Regions from separate parts of the Homo sapiens genome. Here all the other regions are linked to region 2. Evidence: chromatin contacts called from ENCODE Hi-C or POLR2A ChIA-PET data. All regions are on one chromosome and are shown on one strand. Each heading gives the region's core, a stretch centred on a gene start or an enhancer-like site at or near the end of the contact. The rest is flanking DNA. Distances are from core to core; before and after follow the strand shown.

Region 1 (4,412 bases), core at 1,175-3,674, 180 kb before region 2:
TTGAGAAACATAGCTATGGCCTACACATGTACAGTCTGTGAACTGCACAGCTCGACAGAAAGAAGCTCCAGTGTGGCCCTGATGCTCCCTGCTGACCACACCACACTTGCAGGAAAATGGGCTAAACAACCACAAAACAAGGTGGCCACCAGCTACTACACAGAAACTTATTTCTGAGGCAGCTGGAGCCCTTTGTTTGTTTGTTTGTCTGTTTGTGATGGGGTATCTCTCTGTCACCCAGGCTGGAGTGCAGTGGCAAGAGCATAGCTCACTGCAACCTCAAACTCCTGGGCTCAAGTGAACCTCCTGCCTGAGTCTCCTGAGTAGCTGCAACTACAGGCACATGCCACCATGCCCAGCTAATTTTTAAATTATTTTTTTGTAGAGAAAAAGGGCCGTGCGTGATGGCTCATACCTGTAATCTCAGCACTTTGGGAGGCCGAGATGGGCAGATCTCTTGAGCCCAGGAGTTCTAGACCAGCCTGGGAAACAGGGCAAAATCCCATCTCTACAAAAAATACAAAAACTAGTGGTACATGCCTGGAGACCCAGCTACTCGGGAGGCTGAGGTGGGAGGATGGCTGGAACCCACGGAGGTCGAGGCTGCAGTGAACCTTGATCTTGCCACTCCACTCCAGCCTGAGTGACAGAGACCCTGTCTCAAAGAAAGAGAGAAAGAGAGAGAGAGAAGGAGTTTTGCTTTGTTGCCCAGGCTGAGAGCCTTGTTTTGACTCACTCCCTCCTCTGTCTCATCTCCACCCCCACCTGCCCTGGTCCATTCAAAACTACAAACCTCAGCATGCAAGACAGCCAAGGGAGGGCAAGAACAGCTCTGTGTAGCCCATGGCCTTCTAGGATATGTGGTGCTCCCAGGTACAGTGATATAAGTGGTCTGTAAGTTATTTTTATTTTATTTCACAAGTTATTTTTTAACCATAAGTTACAGATGCTAAAAATATAAGCCCAAAGCTGAAAAGCAGCTCCAAGGGTGTGACAGGCCAGAGGACCCACCCCACAGCCCTCCCTCTATACATGATCTCCCACGCGGTGGCTCACGCCTGTAACCCCAGCAGTTGGGAGACCGAGGCGGGAGGATCATGAGGTCAAGAGATCAAGACCATACTGGCCAACGTGAGGAAACCCCGTCTCTATTAAAAATACAAAAATTAGCCAGGCGTGGCAGTGCACACCTGTAGTCCCAGCTATCCGGGAGGCTGAGGCAGGAGAATTGCTTGAACCTGGGAGGCAGGGGCTGCAGTGAGCCGAGATGGCGCCACTGTACTCCAGCCTGGGCGACAGAGCGAGACTCTGTCTCAAAAAACAAAAAAAAACATGATCTCCCTGTGCGCCCCATCCCAAACCCTCCTCTCCTTCGCCACCATGCCAGCGCACAATTCCATCATATCACTTGCCTTTTCAAACACCATCTATGACTCTTAGTTTTTGGGTTCAAGTTCAACTCCTTCCATAAGCAGTCAATACTTTTCAGAATTTGGCCCCTCCAACAAGAGTTTATGTTCTGCCCCAATCAAACCCAAAGTAGTTCCCTAAAGCCTCTGCCTTTCTCTTCCCTATCTCCTCCCACCCCACCCAGAAGCCTCCATTGCCCACCAGCCAATGGAGACACTGCCACTACCCACAGGCCCAGAGGCCTGGGCACTTGCCCTGTTCACACCCAGCCCCACCCCAAAACCCCGCCTCTACAGCCCTGCCCTTAAACCCCTCCCACCCTTCCTTAGAGCCTGGCTCTAGCTTTCTGGAGGGGAGGAAGAAGTTAGCTGCCAAGAGAAGGCTGTGGGCCTGGCCTCCTCAACAGCAACTTGGCACAGACTCCCTCGTGAAACTGTTAGATGGGGTTGGTTGGCAGCACTGTGTAATTAAATAGGCTTTTGTGGATTGGCCTGGGGACTTAGCCGCCGTATATAAATGTTATTCGAGTGACTGTACAGCATTGTTTCCATGCAGAAAAGCCCTCGGAACTCAGAGCATCTGACCAAACGTGACCTTTGGGAAAGTCCTCTTGCTGTTCGGGGGGCGACCTCTGCGGGTTTGGCTCCAGCTGCAGAAAGAGCGCCAAAGAAATCTCAACTCCAGCCCGGCTAGGCTGGGAGTGGGTGCGGGAGAAACAGATGGGGGGCACCTATTTAGATCTGATCTTCTCTTAATGTGACCCTGAGAGGGAGGGAAGGGGGTGTCTGAAGCCCCTGGGCCTTGGATATTGAGATGGAGAGCATGGGTGATCCCAGAAAACCTATCCACCACCGGACCCCTGACAGATGAGATCAGGGGCTTCTTCCTCCATTCGGCCTTCGGGGTCAGGGGGTTCAGCGGGTGACAAGGGAGAGGCGTCTGAGGGACCGGGATTATTCAGCTGACCCGGTGCGGGGCCGCGTTCTCAGCGCGGGCACTAGGGGGCGGCAGAGGCGGAGGCGCCAGCGCCGAGGAGAGGCTTCCACCCTCGAGAAGTTTTTCCGCGCACCCGCCCGGGCCAGAGTGGCCGTCTAGACGCCCACGTGGGGCTTCCTGCGATCGAGAATGGGTTGGGACCGGGACGGCCAAGCCGATGCTGTCGGGGACACGCTGGGAGGAAGAAGTACGGGGAGGAGGGGCGGGGGCGCAGCCTACCCGGGCTCGGGCTCGGGGTGAAGGGCAGCCCTGCCAGGCCCGCCCCGAGGCCGCGGATGCGAAACCGGGACACAAAGGCACGCACTCTTGATTCTGGCGCCCGCGAGGAAGAGGGTTGAGGAAGAGGAAATTGGGATGAGGCCCTGGAACACGTTTTAATGCAGCGCCCTGACAGGCAGGAGCCAGGCAATACTGCTTGGGAATGTGAAGCCCCATGGGCACCAGCTAGGGGGTCCCGGCTGCGCGGCCAGCCTTGGAAGAGAGGACTTCTTGGACACCTAACCCGGAGGGAGCAGAGCTTCTGAGTGCCCAGGAGAGGGAGGCTAGGGAAGTGGGGGACAGTCAAGAGTGGGGGGACACAGGCAGGGACTGTGCGACTCCACCCAACACAAAGACTCAACGAGTATGCACGTGACTACACGTGAGTGTGGAGGGCTTGGCCACAGCCCTGTCTTCATGACAGCACAGCACAAGGCTGATGGGGAGGGATAAGGTGACCAGAGGTACAGATGCAGTAAATGTCTTGGAAGTGGGCCTCAGCCTCCCCATTTACAGAGATTAGACTGGGCTATGTAGCACCGTCCCACCCACACCCAGAAGCAATCGCACACCCGTGTCAGAAACTGGAGCCATAGGGACCCCAAACCCCTACCTGGTGTCCCTGGGGCATTGTTTGTAATTTTATGCTAGTCACCCAGGCTTTGTAAACTCTGGGCCCTGACACCCCAGCTGGACAGGGCTTGCAGGGTATCTGGATTAAGCCATACAATTCTGGTAACCACTTAGCTGGGAAGAGGAAGCATCAGATGGGTGTCGGGGGAGACTGAAATAACAACACAAGCAGTGACACAGACACCTGGGAGGAGACAATCACATTATTTAACCATCAGTCAGCATGGAAGCTGGGCACAGGGTCCTGGGAGTCCCTTCCATATGCCACACATTAACCCTTTAATTGCAGGATCAGGGAAAGTGAGGGGTGCCCAGGGGAGGGACAGGGGTGGCAATGAACATACTCAGTGGCTCAGGGCCATGGCAATTTACCAGCCAATATAGAAGAATTTTAATATTCCAGCCATCTGCGGGATGCAGCCCTGCACACACCCCACACTATTCCGTTTCTTCCCTGGGGGAGCATCCTGGCCCTCAAGTAGCAGGCAGTGCCTGCCAAACCCAGACCAAGTGGAAGAGACAGTGGGCACATGGGCCAGGCAGCCAACACCTGTGGGTTAGAGAGCCCCACCCTGGCAGAGTCAGAGCCCTGAGGCCAGGGAGACCACATATTCCAACTTTCACAGTGGGTGCGACAGGTGAGGTGGGAGGAAGGTGGGAGGGAGGTGGGGTTCAGCCCTGAAACCCCCCTACACACAGTCACTGAGGAAAGTCCTGACTCCAGGATGTGGGTGCCGGAGCCCACCCCCGAGACCCCTGTCTTCAACATCTGCTGATTTTTGTTGGCGTTTCTCTTTTTTGTTATTTTGCTTTCCACACTTTAAATAATTAATACAATTACTTTTAAATACAAAATACGCCATGTCCTTTCTCTTCTCTTCCATTTGTTTGGGGTGATTGGGAGGTGAGTTTTAAATAAGGGTCTCAGCTCTCTAACGGGTAACAGGCTCCAGGTGGGAGGGCCAAGAGCCCCAGATGCCACTCCTCCCGTGGGGTGTCCAGGCAACCACTTCACCCCTCCCCTGGCCTGCCCCGACTGAGGGCTCTCCACGCCCTGGCCCAGGGCTCCCTAGATAGTGAGGAGCCCTCTTGGGAGGTGGCACAGAGCTGATGTT
Region 2 (4,510 bases), core at 1,614-4,113:
TTTTTAGTAGAGACAGTGTTTTGCCATGTTGGCCAGGCTGGTCTGTACCTAATTTTGTATTTATACTTTTGGTTTTTTTTTTTTTTTTGAGACGGAGTCTCGTTCTGTTGCCCTGGCTGGAGTGCAGTGGCGTGATCTCAGCTCACTGCAACCTCCGCCTCCTGGGTTCAAGCGATTCTCCTGCCTCAGCCTCCTGAGTAACTGGGATTATAGGCACTCACCACCGTGCCTGGCTAATTTTTATATTTTTTTTTAGTAAAGATGGGGTTTGGCCATGTTGGCCAAGCTGGTCTCAAACTCCTGACTTCAGGTGATCTGCCCACCTCGGCCTCCCAAAGTGCTGGGATACTTTTGGTATTCTTTCTCTTAAAACAGGTATCCAAAATTGTACACGTGTCAGCCTCCCACCAACCTACATCTGCTGCACTTGCAGAGATAGAGTCTATATATATAAGCATGTATTAATATATATAAGTGTATATGTATAAATGTATACATACATATAAATACATGATCACTACTCTTTTCCTTGCTTTTCCTCACTTAATACCTTGAAATCAAACAGAGAGGTGCTTCCTTCTTTTTTTTTTTCGGAGTCGGAGTCTTGTTCTGTTGCCCAGGCTGGAGTGCAGTGGCCCAATCTCGGCTCACTGCAACCTTCACCTCACAGGTTTAAGTTTTTCTTCTGCCTCAGCCTCCCAAGTAACTTGGACTACAGGCGCACACCACCATGCCTGGCTAATTTTTGTATTTTTAGTAGAGATGGGGTTTCACCATATTGGCCAGGCTGGTCTCGAACTCCTGACCTCATGATCCTTCTGACTTGGCCTCCCAAAGTGCTGAGATTACAGGCTTGAGCCACCACGCCCAGCCTCTTTTTTTTTTTTTTTTTTTAAATTTAATTTAATGGAGATGAGTTCTCTCAATATGTTACCCAGAGTAGTCTCAAATTCTTGGGCTCAAGTGATCCACCTACCTTGGCCTCCCAAAGTGCTGGGATTATAGGAGTGAGCCACCGCACCCGACCCCTTGTTTGTTATAGTGCTCCCTTGACTCTCAAAAATGTCCAGTGTAGGCCAGGCGTGGTGGTTCACACCTATAATCCCAGCACTTTGGGAGGCCAAGGCAGGTGGATCACTTGAGGTCAGGAGTTTAAGACTTGCCGGGCTAACATGGTAAAACCCTGTCTACAAAAAATACAAAAATTAGCTGTGCGTGGTGGTGCGCACCTGTAATCCCAGCTACTCAGGAGGCTGACTGAGGCAGGAAGACTGCTTGAACCTGGGAGGCAGAGGCGGAGGTTGTAGTGAGCTGAGATTGTGCCACCGCACTCTAGAGCAAGACTCCATCTCAAAAAAAAAATGTCTAGTGTAAATGTATGTTCTTTGAAGTAGAATTGCTAGGTCAAAGAATACGTAAATACTTGATTTGGGTAGATATTTTTAAAATGCTTTCTGTAGAAGCCGCACCAGTGTACCTTCCTTCCTGTCGGCAATGTGTGACAGTACCAGTTTCCTTTCCCCACCCCATCAGCTGAGTGTGTTATCAAACTTTTTTTTTTTTTTTTTTTTTGAGACAGAGTCTCTCTCCATCGCTCAGCCTGGAGTGCAGTGGCATGATCTCGGCTCAATGCAACCTCCACCTCCTAGGTTCAAGCCATTCTCATGCCTCAGCCAATAGCTGTGATTACAGGTGCATGCCACCACCGGCTGATTTCTGTATTTTTAGTAGAGACAGGGTTTTGCCATGTTTTTTTGTTTGTTTTGAGACAGGATCTTTCTCTGTTGCCCAGGCTAGAGTGCAGTGGCATGAACATGGATGGTTCACTGCAGCCTCGACCTCCTGGGTTCAAGTGATCCTTTTGTCTCAGCCTCCCAAGTAGCTGGGATTCCAGGTGGGAGCCACCATGCCCTCCTAAACTCTACCTTTTGGTGAGAGTGACTAGCCACCAAGGCACACTGTAAAGGCCTCAGATAACAGGAAGTGGTAGAGAACTGCAGCCAATCTAACACCTAGACAAATTCAAGGTGGGACCTATCAGGTACTATGCTTGTTACTTGGGTGATTAAATTACCTGTACACCAAAGCCCCATGACACACACTTTACCTATATAAGGAACCTACACATGTACCCCTGAACCTAAAGTAAAAGTTAAAAAATAAAATAATATAATTCAAAGTTTGGGCTACAGAGTATAAGTGAGAGATATTCAGCTACTGGGAGTTTATAAAAGACACACAAACATCGCACAAGAGCAAAAGTCAATTTGAACATCCACCACAGCCAGAGGAAACCAAAACCACTTCCAGTGTATGGCCGTCAGGTAAAGCATTTTGTCCCCCTCACCTCCTCTGCTTCTGGCTGTGAGGGAGAGGGTGGAGAGTCAGACACAGGAAGGCAAGAAAGAAATTCTTGAGGAAGCCAGCCACTCTGCCAGTTTCACACTGGCAGCTTCCCATGTCAAACCACTCAGTCGGAGCTGGCCGAGAGAAAAAACGTAATTCAGAATGATGCTTGGAGGATTTTTTTTTTTGTTCCAAGGATTGAGCAGGTATGCTCTGTGGCCTGCCTGAGTTATCTTTCATGGGCAATGGAAGAACTAGCCCCACACAACATATTTAAAGGGGTGGGGACACTTGAGTGTGGGGGGTGCACAGCAACATATTCAAGCTTATGTACATGGCATCTGAGGTCGGGGCATGGAAGAATACTGAGGCACTGTGTGTATGTTATTTGTGCGTGAGAATGAAATTCCTTGACCCTGAAAACAGGACAGGGAGTGGAGTGTGTGGTGTGATAAGGAACGCTGAAAACAGCCTCCTGAGAATGCGGTTTGAGTGCTTTTACGAGGCCGCAGGTGTCTCACGACCCGACCTCAAAAAGCCATCTAGTGGATGTTTGTGGTTTAACAAGCACTTTCAATAAATACTTGGCAGACGGATGCTGGGGCGGGTTCTCTTAGAAGAAATGCCCCCCCCATTCCCCCGGCCCCACTCAGCTGGAATTGTCTAAGAACTCATTCTTGGCGTTCACTGCAAGCTATAAACTCTGCAAGTGGTGCACCCGACGTGATCGCCTTGAAGTTATGCGTGAAAGGAGGAGAGCTCATCAATTTTAAGAAAATCCCGGTAAGGGACAGTCCTGACTACCATCAGGTGGACAGGACCCACGCGAAAAATACCAGGGGTTCGGTTATCATGGGTCAGGAAATGAACAAAGAATAATTTTTTTTTTTTTTTGAGATGGAGTCTCACTCTGTCGCCCAGGCTGGAGTGCAGTAGCGTGATCCCGGCTCACTGCAACCTCCACCTCCCTGGTTCAAGCTATTCTCCTGCCTCAGCCTCCTGAATAGCTGGGATTACAGGTGCACGTCACCCCACAACAGGACTTAATTAACCTTGCCTTCAAGGTGTACAATAATAGAGAAAAGTTACAATTACTTGCCTCTGCTGTGAGACAAAACCCAGCTGCACCTCCAGCACACGAGAACTTCAAAATGCCTAAGCCGCACATGCCTAAACCGCAGTGGTCAAGCATTCCTACAGGACCTTCTTCATCAGGATCTTGCTTCAAGTGCCAGAAATCTGGCCACTGGGCCAAGAAATGCCCACAGCCCGGGATTCCTCCTAAGCCGTGTCCCATCTGTGCAGGACCCCACTGAAAATCAGACTGTCCCACTCGCCTCGCAGTCACTCCCAGAGCTCTGGGATCTCTGGCCCAAGACTCTCTGACTGACTCCTTCCCAGATCTTCTCAGCTTAGCGGCTGAAGACTGATGCTGTCTGATCACCTTCGAAGCCTCCCGGGCCATCACGGACACTTTGGGTAACTCTTACAGTGGAGGGTAAGTCACCCTTCTTAATCAATATGGAGGCTACCAACTCCACATTACCTTCTTTTCAAAGGCCTATTTCCTTTGCCTCCATAACTGTTGTGGGTATTCATGGCCAGGCTTCTAAACCTCTTAAAACTCCCCAACTCTGGTGCCAACTTGGACAATATTCTTTTATGCACTCCTTTTTAGTTATCCCCACCTGCCCAGCTCCCTTATTAGGTCGAGACATTTTAACTAAATTATCTGCTTCCCTGACTAATCCTAGGCTACAGCCACATTTCGTTGCTGCCCTTTTCCCCAGTTCAAAGCCTCCTTCACGTCCTTCTCTTTTATCTCCTCACCTTAATCCACAGGTATGGGACACCTCTACTCCCTCCCTGGTGAACTATCCACGCCCATTACTATCCCATTAAAACCTAATCACCCTTACCCCGCTCAATGCCAGTATCCCATCCCACAGCATGCTTTAAAAGGATTAAATCCTGTTATCACTCACCTGTTACAGCATGGCCTTTTAAAGCCTATAAACTCTCCTTACAATTCCCCCATTTTACCTGTCCAAAAACCAGATAAGCCTTACAGGTTAGTTCAGGATCTGCGCCATATCGACCAAATTGTTTTGCCTATCCACCCTGTGGTGCCAAACCCATATACTCTCCTATCCTCAATACCTCC
Region 3 (4,850 bases), core at 1,182-3,681, 160 kb after region 2:
TGACCTTATCATACTGCTGCTTCATTCATTAGCTTGCAATAAAAACCACAAGTCCCTCACATGTATTGCTGTTAAATCATCTACCCCCTCATCGTGTGCTTATGAAGCTAAGTTTTAGACAGAAAGGCAAAATACAGATCTCTATTATTCTTTATCTTCGTTCAGCCCACCATTCCAGGCTGCTAAGTTATTTTTGGACCCTGATTCTGTCATCCAGTACTTTGGCTGCCCCAGTTTTTCGCCACCTGAAACTTTGATAAATATGTCATCCATTTCCATGTCCAAGTAGCTGAGAAAAATGCTGAACATAAGACGACTAAGGCTGAAGCCCTGGCCCATGCCCCCAGAGTCCTCTTTCAGGCAGATATTGATTAATTAATGATAGCATTCCTCCAAAATGTATTGAGGAGCATCTAAATGGCTGGCCCTAGGCTAAGTGCTGGAAATACAAGGTAGCGAATGAAAGAATTCTCCACTCTTGAAGGGTTCACATTCTAGTGGAGGGGACAGAGGCAATTATATATATGTGATATAGGCCAGGCGATATGGCTCACACCTGTAATCCCAGCACTTTGGGAGGCTAAGGCGGGTGGATCACTTGAGTTCAGGCGTTCAAGACCAGCCTGGCCAACATGGTGAAACCCCGTCTCTACTAAAAATATAAAAATTAGCAAGGTGTGGTGGCACGCATCTGTAATGCCAGCTACTTGGGAGGCTGAGGCAGGAGAATCACTTGAACCTGGGAGGTGGAAGTTGCAGTGAGCCGAGATCTCGCCACTGCACTCTAGCCTGGGCAACAGAACAGGACTCTGTCCCCCATAAAAAAATTATACATAAGATATAAATTACAACTTACACTTGTGAGTGCTTTTTTTACAAACCACTCTTTCATGGATTCTCTCTCTCTCTTTTTTTTTTTTTTTTTTGAGACAAAGTCTTACTCTGTTGCCCAGGCTGGAGTGCAATGGCACGATCTCAGCTCACTGCAACCTCTGCCTCCCAGGTTCCAGTGATTCTCCCACCTCAGCCTCCCGAGTAACTGGGACTACGGGTGTGCACCACCATGCCTGAATAATTTTTTTGTATTTTTAATAGAGATATGGTTTCATGATGTTGGTCAGCCTGGTCTCGAATTCCTGACCTCAAGTGATGGAAGAGCGTTTTTTTGTTTGCGTGTTTGTTTGTTTTTAGAAACAGGGTTTTACTATATTGCCCAGACTGGTCTCAAACTGCTGGGTTCAAGTGATCCTCCCACCTCAGCCTCCCAAAGTGCTGGATTGCAGGCATTAGTCACCACACCTAGCATGAATCATTATTTGCTCAAATAAACTCTGCTAAATTTTATTGACTAAGGTTCTTCTTTAAATAATAAGTAGTAAGGGTACATGCATTTTATAAAAATTTTCCTTTTAGTTATCAATTATATGTATGTGTGCTGGCTTAGAATCTAAAATATCTTTCCTTTTTTTTTTTGAGACAGAGTCTCACTCTGTCACCCACACTGGAGTGCAGTGGCGCGATCTTGGCTCACTGCAATCTCTGTCTCCCAGGTTCAAGCAATTCTCCTGCCTCAGCCTCCTGAATAGCTGGGATTACAGGCGTTCAACACCACGCCCAGTTAGTTTTTGTATTTTTAGGAGAGATGGGTTTTCGCCATGTTGGCCAGGCTGGTCTTGAACTCCTGACCCCAGGTGATCTGCCTGCTTCGGCCTCCCAAAGTGCTGGGATTACAGACGTGAGCCACTGGGCCCTGTCTAAAATATATTTCTTACTGTGGGTCCTAGTCAAAAAAGTTTGAAAGCAGGCCCAGTTAGTTTTTGTATTTTTAGGAGAGATGGGTTTTCGCCATGTTGGCCAGGCTGGTCTTGAACTCCTGACCCCAGGTGATCTGCCTGCTTCGGCCTCCCAAAGTGCTGGGATTACAGACGTGAGCCACTGGGCCCTGTCTAAAATATATTTCTTACTGTGGGTCCTAGTCAAAAAAGTTTGAAAGCAGGCCAGGCACGGCTCACGCCTGTAATCCCAGCACTTTGGGAGGCCCAAGGTGGGTGGATTACCTGAGGTCAGGAGTTCAGGACCAGCCTGACCAACATGGTGAAACCCCATCTTTACTAAGTACAAAAAATTAGCTGGGTGTGGTGGCACATGCCTGTAATCCCAGTTATTTAGGAGGCTGAGGCAGGAGAATCGCCTGAACCCGGGAGGCGGAGGGTGCAGTGAGCCGAGATTGCACCATTGCACTCCAGCCTAGGCAACAGGAGCAAAATCTGTCTCAAAAACAAACAAAGAAACAAAGTTTGAAATTAACCGACATAGTGACTAAATTCGTACCCTTTTGAGTCAGCTGGAACTGGGCTCAGCTATGTGGCTTCGGGCAAGTAACTTAACTTCTTTTTTTTTGAGACAGAGTTTCGCTCTTGTTGCCCAGGCTGGAGTGCAAGGGCGCGACCTCGGCTCACCACAACCTCCGCTTCCGGGGTTCAAGTGATTCTCCTGCCTCAGCCTCCCGAGTAGCTGGGATTACAGGCATGTGCCACCATGCTTGGCTAATTTTTCTATTTTTAGTAGTGACGGGGTTTCTCCATGTTGGTCAGGCTAGTCTCAAACTCCCGACCTCAGGTGATCTGCCCGTCTCGGCCTCCCAAAGTGCTGGGATTACAGGTGTGGTAACAACTTCTCTGAGAGAATTTCCTCACCAATAAAACAAGATTGTAATATCCGTCTTCTTAGATTGTTATATGAGGATTAAATAAGTGCAAATTGCTTAGTTCGGCATCGGGAATGTAATATGTTCAGAAGATGTGGTTATTATTTTCTAGCTTTAAAGATACGCACACATGGCCTTGTTTCTTTCTCATTCCCAGCTCTATTAATTTCACTTCCTACTTTCTATTTTCAGCCATTTAGAGAAGCAAGTCTGCGACTCTCTAGCAATCCTGGATTTTATGGAAATTATCTCTCCCATCTCAGAGGGTTTCAAGGCCCATAAACCTGCTCCTCCCACAGCTTGCTGTCTGCAGTTCGGGGGCGGATGAACCACTCTGTGTCCCAGCCCACTCTCCGCTGTTGAGGATCAGCGTCCCGGGATCTTTGGTAATAGAGGATGCAGCTGAGGGTTTTGTTTTTAAAACTGGGCTCTCCTTCCTTTTCCTCTGAGGAAAGGAAACTTTTTTCCTGCCTCTCCTCCCAACATTGCAAGCTCTTCCTCGCTTTCTCTCACAGGTCTGCGCTCTCCTGCTAAGCCCAGGACGTTTCCTTCCCTTTTTCCCTGTGCCCCTGTTCCTTGGCCACAGGGTGGAGGTGAGCTCACGCCCCTGCCCCTCCGTTCCCTTCACCTCCATTCTGGCATGTTGCCCCCACTGTTCTCAGACTGGGGTGCTCGAGCAATCTGCCCTCCTGTGTTTTGGGGGCTGTCCAGCTGTAACCCCTTCCCTGGGTTGGGCTGCTTTACACTTGGGCTCCCACCAGGGTCCAGGAAGGGGTGGGGGCTTGGGGGTGGAGACTATGGACCCCACCTCCTCCTGGGAATGGGCACCTGGATGGCTGCTTTATGGCCATGTGAAAGCAGAGCAGGCATCACTCATTCCATCCTCATTCATTCCTTCACTCACAACAAGTGCTGCAGATACCCAAGATGACTAAGAAATGGCCCCTGCTTTCAAAAAGCTCAGTCTAGTCCCATGATGTCCTTAATCACACCCCCTCAAAAAAGTCGTATTAAGCAGTAGGTAAGGGGAAGTGACCTCTAAGAAGGATCTAACAGTGGAAATTACCTATCTTAACGACACAGGTAAATTCAACTTTGTAAAAGAGTTTATGGAGTGAGAAAAAGCATCAGAATCAAGTAAGTTTGAGGGATGAAGCCAAGTGTGCTTTTAGAAAAGTCTATTCACATTGCAAAGGTTTCTCTCCTTTCGACAGTGGCTCATGCCTATAATCCCAGCACTTTGGGAGGCCAAGGTGGGAGGATCACTTGAGTTCAAGAGTTCAAGACCAGCCTGGGCAACATAGGGAGAACCTGTCTCCATAAAAAGGTTTAAAAATCAGCCAGGTGTGGTGGCATGTGCTTGCAGTCCTATTAGGGAGGCTGAGGTGAGAGAATCACTTGAGCCCAGGAGTTCAAGGTTGCAGTGAGCTATGATGGTGTCACTGCACTCCAGCCTGGGTGACAAAACGAGACCCTGTCTCTAAAAAAAATAAAGTTTAAATTTAAATCTAAAAATAAGAGATTCCCTCCTTTTAAGTAGTCTAGAAACAGGAGCCATTCTTGTTTCTATTTTCTGGTTACATATTTAGTGTCCTGTGTCGGGAGGGTGGCAGGGTGCTGGAGCTCACTTCTAGGCCACACTGACCGTAACATTATACCATGAGACACCCACTGCTCACAGATGTGGTTATTTCCAGGACTCCACTTCTGGAAACAAGGCCCCAAGTGACTGGCTGTGGGACATTCTCCTCCCTCCAAAAGTGTGAAATAAACATCACTTAGAAAAAACTTTGCAATTGGTAAAACAGTAAGCAATGAAACAGACACTTCTCAAATATTCCAAGATGATACACGCTTTTCAGTGTGTATGATCCAATAAAGCCATTGGAGCTAGGCTTTAATAGTCAAAAAAGACTATTCAGTTAGATAGGAACTATTTGCCTATAACTATTGGCCAAAAATAGGTTAAAAAATTGTTTTAAATTTGTGCTTTACAAAACATGTGGACTTTTTTAGAAAATGTGTCAAATTTCAAAAGAAATATAGACATTATGGAAAGGTCAGTTAAGCACAGCCCTAATCCTGAAAACATAACTATGAAAGATACTAGCTGTTACTTGTAACCAAAAGGAAAAAAAAGATA

What was found. A loop is a pair of places that touch in the nucleus more often than their neighbours do. ChIA-PET counts read pairs that join two places held with the same protein, here RNA polymerase II (POLR2A). Pooled maps may share reads with other maps.
Region 1: a pooled map shows a loop between it and region 2 (5-fold over the local background). The contact joins two enhancer-like sites. A Hi-C loop is called at or near these places in 9 of 50 pooled maps. POLR2A ChIA-PET finds 5 or more read pairs at or near these places in 3 of 52 experiments (GM12878, activated T-cell and naive thymus-derived CD4-positive, alpha-beta T cell).
Region 3: a pooled map shows a loop between it and region 2 (3-fold over the local background). The contact joins two enhancer-like sites. A Hi-C loop is called at or near these places in 2 of 50 pooled maps. POLR2A ChIA-PET finds 5 or more read pairs at or near these places in 2 of 52 experiments (GM12878 and OCI-LY7).

What each region holds. Positions count from the first base shown.
Region 1 is chr6:33,159,212-33,163,623 of GRCh38, forward strand. It overlaps COL11A2 (collagen type XI alpha 2 chain), which reads right to left. Exons shown (of 66, transcript NM_080680.3): 66 at 3,483-4,412. Among named protein-coding and RNA genes, the nearest start is that of HCG24, 18 kb to the left of the region's middle. Within about 2 kb of position 2,425, at least 11 of the 41 ENCODE cell types and tissues checked have a DNase peak (open chromatin) inside an H3K27ac peak, as active enhancers do.
Region 2 is chr6:33,342,533-33,347,042 of GRCh38, forward strand. No RefSeq gene overlaps it. Among named protein-coding and RNA genes, the nearest start is that of SMIM40, 16 kb to the left of the region's middle. Within about 2 kb of position 2,864, at least 12 of the 41 ENCODE cell types and tissues checked have a DNase peak (open chromatin) inside an H3K27ac peak, as active enhancers do; they include GM12878, where a contact is called at or near this core.
Region 3 is chr6:33,506,165-33,511,014 of GRCh38, forward strand. No RefSeq gene overlaps it. Among named protein-coding and RNA genes, the nearest start is that of ZBTB9, 54 kb to the left of the region's middle. Within about 2 kb of position 2,432, at least 4 of the 41 ENCODE cell types and tissues checked have a DNase peak (open chromatin) inside an H3K27ac peak, as active enhancers do; they include GM12878, where a contact is called at or near this core.